Linked DNA regions of Mus musculus: all the other regions are linked to region 3. A link is a loop called in an ENCODE intact Hi-C map of the cell type or tissue named here. Cell type or tissue: left cerebral cortex. All regions are shown on one strand.

The links. Hi-C counts contacts between places; a loop is a spot of excess contacts. Peaks named below come from ENCODE experiments on the same cell type or tissue, not always from the same donor. Only the 100,000 strongest peaks of a DNase experiment are listed, where the experiment ranks them.
Region 1: a loop joins it to region 3, with 2.6 times the contacts of the local background. A loop is called at or near these places in 1 of 42 quality-filtered maps.
Region 2: a loop joins it to region 3, with 2.6 times the contacts of the local background. A loop is called at or near these places in 1 of 42 quality-filtered maps.

What each region holds. Positions count from the first base shown.
Region 1 is chr5:138,083,481-138,085,980 of GRCm38, forward strand. It overlaps Zkscan1 (zinc finger with KRAB and SCAN domains 1), which reads left to right and starts at 1,604. Exons shown (of 6, transcript NM_133906.4): 1 at 1,604-1,751. In left cerebral cortex, no CTCF peak of the experiment used is centred here; DNase peaks (open chromatin) are centred at 1,277, 1,605 and 2,180; H3K4me3 peaks cover 1,256 bases; H3K27ac peaks cover 865 bases.
Region 2 is chr5:138,116,875-138,119,374 of GRCm38, forward strand. Zscan21 (zinc finger and SCAN domain containing 21) reads left to right here and starts at 31. Exons shown (of 5, transcript NM_011757.3): 1 at 31-133; 2 at 962-1,046. In left cerebral cortex, CTCF peaks have their summits at 126 and 1,529 (motif pointing left); DNase peaks (open chromatin) are centred at 100 and 847; H3K4me3 peaks cover 1,229 bases; H3K27ac peaks cover 949 bases.
Region 3 is chr5:137,884,798-137,887,297 of GRCm38, forward strand. No RefSeq gene overlaps it. Among named protein-coding and RNA genes, the nearest start is that of Pilrb2, 14 kb to the left of the region's middle. In left cerebral cortex, a CTCF peak has its summit at 1,259 (motif pointing right); a DNase peak (open chromatin) is centred at 1,282.

The DNA.
Region 1 (2,500 bases), 200 kb after region 3:
TCACAGCAGACAAAGGTCATGTTGCAGATACCATTTATGTTTGCTAAGATAAACATCTTTTACCAGCCAAAATGTGTTGTTATTTGCAAATGCTTGTATATTTTATTGCTACCTGCCAAGTGTTTGTGTATTATTATCTACCTAGCTAGCTATTTGTTCCTGTAAACGTGCCTAACTAAATTCCCTTTAATGATTAAGGGGATCAGAGTCCACTCTAAGATTGTCACAAAGACATGGATGACAACCCCACTACCTGACCTACAAAAAGCTGTAAGAAACTGCCAAGGGGACTGAACCCTTCAAAGCACAAGCGTGCTTTGTAGTCCATGCATGAATAAAGGTTTCTCCTACTTCTCCAAGTGAATGGCTGGCTCCTTGTTTCCTTTAACAATACTGCAAATAGGGGAAGGTGGAATTGGAGGATGACTTGCCTAAGGCGGTTTTGGGTGTTTGGTTTTGGACCCCAGAAGAGGGGACTGAGATGAATATTTTACATATCAAAACAGACCTGGTCTTCAGGTTCTCCCAGCATCCCTCAGATCCTACCTGGTATACCCTGCCCCCAGCCTTGAACTTTCCATCCCAGGGCTTGGGCTGCCCTTCCCCAGAGACTCTTCCCTTTATAATCCAAACATTTTGCTCTCCTCCTTCTCCTTCTCTTCTTTCTCTGCATGTAAGCCCTTTCTCTTTCTGCCTCCCCTCCCATTGCAACTCTCCTGCCTCAATCCTTGGGGCCAGTGAACTCTACCAAGAGCAGCTTCCCAATAAACCTGCCTTTATTATAATATAATCTAGCCTGAATGGGCTCGTTTCACTGGCGGAGAAATAACCTATCACTGGGAGAAGGGGGGCTGATATTGGGATGTAAAGTGAATTAATTAATAATCAATTAATAAAAAAGGAACAATACTTCAATTGCTTTTTAATTTTGGAGTATTGTTTTATAAAGTTATCTCCCCCATGCTGTATGGTCTCTTCCTTGTGGACTTGCCTTTGATATAGAGCCTTCTATAAGGTGGAGCCTCATTTCTGTATTGCCCACAAGGCAAAGAGATAAAGGCAGTAATTGTTGAGCGTCTGTAATTCCTCTGAAAGATCCTTTTAAAGTGCTATAATAGCATATTCTACAGAACCAGTGTAAGTAGCTTGTTTACTGAAAGATAGTCTTTTATCCTCGGGCCACATATCTGGAAACACCATGCACTCAACTGGCAAACCTCACCAGGGCTGATCTGTGAAACCAGACACCCCTGGCTTGGCTTTGATCTAACTCCATCTACACCCTTGCTTCAGCTTCTCTGCCACAGGCATACAATTACTATTATTGATAACTGCCCAAGATGGAAAAGATGGGGAAGAAAGTAACAAATATAGAGCTGAAAAATACTACATCAGGAAAAAAAAAAAACCTGAACACCCTAAACAGGATCACTTTATCTCTATCTGTCACCTCTGGAATTGAAGACAGGCAATCAGGGCTGGGGGGGGGGGGGTGTTGGGTAGGGAGACTCGGAACAAGAAATTCAGAAACCGAGATGCAAAGTCCTCCCGTGTTCCTAGAGGAGACCCGGAAGCTCAACTCGATCCCGGAAGATGAGGTGCTGACCTACTTCCGGTCTTTGTGACTCATTGTGCCTGTGGCGAGGTATTGGGAGGGCCTATGTCGGTGTGCAGTGCCCTTCGGTCGGGTTGAACCCAGAGCAAGCTGTGCTTGGTCGCCCGGCGTCCCCAGGCCGCTCCGGAGACTCACGGTGAGTCTCATGGCGGACTCTCGGAGGACGGGCGGGCTGCGAGGGTGGACCGTGTGACCACCCGGGGGGACTTGGAAAGGAGCCCTGCGGGGTCCCGGCGGTGCTCGAATCTCTGGGGTCAGTGGGGAGCTCTTTCATGTCATCATCCTTGTATAACATTTCTGAGGACAAGATCACAAATGGACGTGATCCCCGTGTCTGGATTCTTCTCCCCCTCCCCCCCTCCTGTCGCCATTTGCTGTGGTTGCAGGGGAAAGTGTTTTGTGTGGTTTTCGTTTTATTGCTGTCGTTTACTTCTCCGGGCGTCTTGGGTCCTTGAGAATCTTGAGATAAACGACGCGGAAGACCTTGAGCTCTGTACAGGTTTGAGGTTCCGAAAACATTTCCGGATCACTTGCTTTTCTGTCTTTCCATCTCCCAACGCTGAGCGAAAGCGCTGGCGGCTTGACGGTGGTTAAAAGATCTAGTAGAAATTAACAGCCGGCTGTCAGCTTTATGCAATGCTTCAAGACCTCTTGCTGGTTTAAGCCTGTTTAACTGTGCTATCTGGGAGATTAGTGGAGTGTTAGTTCACCTTGCTTGATTGCAATGAGTGAGACGTGAAGGGTATCTGGGAGAAACCACACTGGGCCAGTAGGAGATTGATCAGCTTAATGACCTTAGATGAGATTAGACATTTGCCAACTGTCAGTTTTATTATCCATAAAATTAACTACCTTTGCTCAAAAAGGTTCTTCAAACTTGAAATG
Region 2 (2,500 bases), 230 kb after region 3:
TCCTAGAGGGGCGGCTGCTCCCCCTCCAGAGGGGCGGGGCTCTGACGCGCTTCCGGTGGTGCTGTCGTTCAGCCGCTGTGAGGATTCCAGACTCCAAAGCGGTTCTGAGTCACGGTGAGCCTGCGAGTCCCAGGTTAGCCTAGCGGTCGGGGAGCGTTGGCCAAAAGATTTCGAGAGGGTGGGACGGGTTTAGCGACTGTGGTTCTGGTTCGGGGAGTTCCTCCATGGTGGTTCTGGGAGATTGAGGAGGAGCGCCCCGCCCAGCCGTCGTCGGCGCCCGCTCTAAGGAAAGGCTTTTCCACCCCCGAGGGCTCCCTGGAACAAAACCCTGATTCTTTTGCTTCCGGAATCGCATTTCTAGTCTCTCCGTTATTGTCTGTTACCTGACGGAAACTGCCCTCTTTCTTCCCCAGCAAGAGCCCTGAGATCTAAACTCAGAACTAATTGTTAAGAATAAGCCCAAGTGTAGAAACCTCTGAAAACCCGAATCTCCTCAGTCTTGAGTCTTGTCCAGTCCAGGCGGGGAATTGGTCCCGGTGGGCTTTGTGCGCACTGGACAAGGATTTGCTCAAGTCTGGAAAGATTTTTAGACGATCGTTTGTAAAACGCGTATAGGATAGAAAGGTGATTGATTTATTTGGTGGCTGACATAGTTGGAAATCTGTTGAAAGGGGACACTTAAAGAATTGTGAACAACAACAACAAAATCAATACAGGAAAATTGTTTTTCAAGTGGTGGAAGGCTTCTGAAGAGAGACTGAGTATTGGTTCAGGGCTATTGAAATGATGCAGAATTTGGCTCACTCTGAGCTACTAGATCTGCCCAGTAGTTATGCTCTTCAGAATTATTGGCCTGCCTGGAAGCTTTTTGAAAATTAGTTTGCTCGGTTTGAGACGGGGTCTTACTGTATGGCCTACACTGGTGTATAATTGGTGATCCTCCTGTCTCTGTTCTCTTCAGTGCTGTAATTACAGGTATGCACCACCACGACTTCAGCTTGGAGTTTCCAAGTGCAGAGTGTCTTAAGGGCATTATCTACTACAAGGTAATAATTGCTGTTCATTTGATGCAATCTGTGATAGTTTGATTTGTTTACACTTCGTCTTGCACAGAATGAATTTGAGGCTGATTAAGGGAGTGTGTGTGTGTGGGGGGGGGACTTATAAACTGTAGAATTCGCATAAAGGAGGGAAAAATTGGGAAGTGACCAAAAGCCTGCTGCTAGACTTCGAGAGTTAGGTTTTTATTTTTTTACTCTGTGTGTGTGTGTGTGTGTGTGAGTCAAAGGATAGTTGGCATAGTTGACTGCTTCCCTTCCATTACATGGACACCAGTCTCAAAACAGGCAGCAGGTCGGTTGCATTTGTTACCCACTGAGCCATCTTGTCAGTTGAGTTAAACCTTTAGATAGGGGCTGGAGAGATGGCTCAGTGGTTAAGAGCACTACTGGCTGCTCTTCCAGAGGTCCTGAGTTCAAATCCCAGCAACCACTTGGTGGCTCATGGCCATTTGTAATGTGATCTTATGCCCTCTTCTGGTGTGTCTGAAAACAGCAACAGTGTACTCTTAGACATAAAATAATACATGAATCTTTAAAAACAAAACAAAACAACCTTTAGATAGCTTTGGTTTTGCTTTTTTGTTATTTTTCAAAACAGGGTTTCTTTGTGTTGCCCTGTCTGTCCTGGAACTCTGTTGACTATGCTGGCTTCTAACTCAGAGATCCTCCTGCCTCTACCTTCCATGTGCTGGGATTAAGGTGTACATACCACACCCTGCTTTAGGTAGCCTTTTTAAAGTTTTTTTTTTTTTTCTATGAAAGTGTTAAATTAGGCCTGTTTTTCTACCCACATACTTTTTGATTTTATGACTATTTAAGGAATTTTCAGAAACCAAGACCTGGAGGGCATCTTCACATGGCAAGCTCAGCATTACCAAATGTGAAACATTGGCTTTCTTTGTGTGCAGGGAGCAAGATGCCAAGATACTTTAGTACCAGATTTTTTCTTTTCTTCTTTTTGGTTTTTTGGTTTTTTTTTTGGTTTTGTTTTGTTTGTTTTTTTTTTTGTTTTTGTTTTTTGTTTTGTTTTGTTTTGTTTGTTTGTTTGTTTGTTTTTTTGAGACAGGGTTTCTCTGTGTAGCCCGGGCTGTCCTGGAACTCACTCTATAGACCAGGCTGGCCTCAAACTCAGAAATCCGCCTGCCTCTGCCTCCCAAGTGCTGGGATTAAAGGCGTGCGCCACCACACCTGGCCAGATTTTTTTCTTAAATCTTGCCAAAACAAAAACAAAGCAAAAGACAACATGTCAGTCATGTGGAAGTTTTTCTTTTTTTCCTACTTCTTAGCCTATCTTCCACCCTGTTCTTCTCCCCACCTCCTTTTTCTTTTTTCATTTTCTTTTGTTTGTTTTAGAGAGAGGGCACTGCTGTGCATCTCACCATGCAGCTCAGGTTCCGGCTTTGACCTGTCTCAGAATGCTGGGATGGCAGCCAGCTGTC
Region 3 (2,500 bases):
AAGCTCTAAAACCATAGAGTGTCTCTGCTCATCAAGGCCCACTATGCTTGGAGGATGGGAACAGGCTTTCTCCTAATGAGCTGTTTCGAATCTCCCATTAGAAGGCCTTCCTGTGCTCCAGTCAAGATCTGCTGCGTGCACTTTCGCAGGTGTTGGGAACCTCTTCCCTCATCCCTCTCTCCTATAACCCCGGGGTTTTAGCAAGGTAGCTCCAGGAATCCCAGGTAGGGCTGCCCCTTGGCCACCCCCTGAAGAATGGGATAGAGGAATGCCCACCCAGGGCTGAGTGGAAAGTGTATGGCAGCTCTCCCATGCCTGACAGACCAGAGGATAGGGAAAACTCTGGTGGGATGTGGGCTCCCCCCTTTCCCAGGGCCCCCTTTTTAGTTCCCAACAGGGAATGTTTCTCGAATGGAAGGGTTCAGAGAGAAATAGGATGCCTTAAGCCTGTTCTCTCTCACCATTGCCATAGGATGACCAATTTGGGCATAAAAAGCAGAGAATCTGAATGCTGTGGATGGTCAGGAACTAGAATCTGAAGAGTCACTGAGTGTGGTCTGAGGGAGGCTCAGGGAAGATGAAGACTGGGTCAAGTCATGGAAGGTGATCAACTGTTAAAGGTGCCTTGTATGGTTCCCCCCCCCTCTCTCTCTTTCTGTGTGTGTGTGTGTGTGTGTGTGTGAGAGAGAGAGAGAGAGAGAGAGAGAGAGAGAGAGAGAGAGAGAGAGAAAGAGAAAGAGAAAGAGAAAGAGAAAGAGAAAGAGAAAGAGAAAGAGAAAGAGAAAGAGAAAGAGAAAGAGAAAGAGAAAGAGTGTGTTTTGTGAGTGTGTGTGCCCTTGTGCATGCTCAGGTGCACGCATATATAAATAAGTGTGCTCATATGGATGGAGTCCAGTTGACAACCTCAGGCATTATGATTAGGGACACCATTCTACTTGACTGTCAACCTGAGGTTTCTTTGCTTGGTTTCTTGGCATTTTGACTTTTTTTTTTTTTTTTTCGTTTTGATTTTCTGTGGTTTTGTTTGTTTTTTTGGTTTTATTTTTCTTGTTTTTTGCTTGTTTGTTTGTTCGGTTTGGTTACGTCTAGGATGAGACAATTTTTAGTATGTAGTGCTTGCTGCCCTGAAACTAGATAAATAGACCAGGTTAACTTCAAACTCAGAGAGATATATTTGTTTCTTCTCACAGAAGGGTTCAAATAGGAATTCAATTAAGTCCAAAACATGAAACCAGAAGAGAGCACGTGAATTTGGATTAAGAAGCCAGCAGGTGGCAGCAGTGGAGCAGGACACAAGGGACAGCTGGAATCCTGTAGAGCTCACCAGGGTCTGTTGTGTAAAAATGCTGAGGTTAAGAAAATGACATATGACAGTCTTGTCACGTTCAGTCCCTTCTTGGGTGAATTAGCAATTGAGTCACTGTTTAACTAGAGGCCCTTGAGAGTAAAGGAAAGGCAGATGAAATCTGGAGGTGAGGGCTCATGACCAGGAGGACATCCTCTCAGACCTAACTGCACCTAAGAATTTGCTTCATGTGGTAGAGCTTTCCTGGCAGGCATAGAACCAAATATTTTATATCCAACAGGAGATAAAGGGGCATGATGATGCTCACCTGTAATCCCTGCTCATGGGAAATTCAGTCAGGAGGATCTGTAGTCATTCATGGTCATTTTTGGCTATATAAAACGTTCAAGGACCACCTTGGGCTACTTGAGATGAAACTTAAATACACACACACACCAACTCTTTTTGAAAGAGACCATAGCACTAGACCTTCCATGTAGGGCCAATGAATCCCAAAGGCTCTGTGCCTTAGTGTCTTTAAGGGTACTATGGATATGTCCTCAGACCATGAGAGATTGTGTCTGGCTCAGGTCAAGGGATCTGAGGACCATGAGGACTGTGAGGAAGGCAGAGAAACAGAGATGGGAGAGGGCAGGCTGATAGCCAGCTACAGTGAAGCATGAACTAGGCAATCAATGCCAGGAAAGCTAAGGAAATGGGAAGATGCCTCTGCACAAGTCACTCAGGGAGAATGGAGCCACTTCCTCTGATACAATCATGAATCCTGCCTCTCAGGGAGCTTATGGCACCATGTCCTGGGCAAGGGTGGGATGAACCTCCTTAGAACTGTACTGAGGACACTACAGCCTCTCCCCCACCACCACTCATGTCTCCACCCAAGTTCAAAGCCAGCTGTGTCCAGTGTCAGCCTTGTCCCAGTCCTCATATCTTGAATGACACATGGATGCTCTGAGACATCTTCTCTCGCTTAGTCCAAAGAATCTGGTGTGACCATAACTAGAGGGAGTCACTCAAGGGCTTTGTGGAAAGAGCCTCCTCAGAGTCTGTGCTGAGCAGGTCGACTGAAGTCTCTATGTGGAATGGAAGACTCCAAGAACTCAATATGACTAAATCCAGTCAATGAGTCATGTGGCTGTCATGTGACATGTACCAGGACTTCTCTGATCCTTGTTTTCCTCTTTAGCGTGTGTTAGT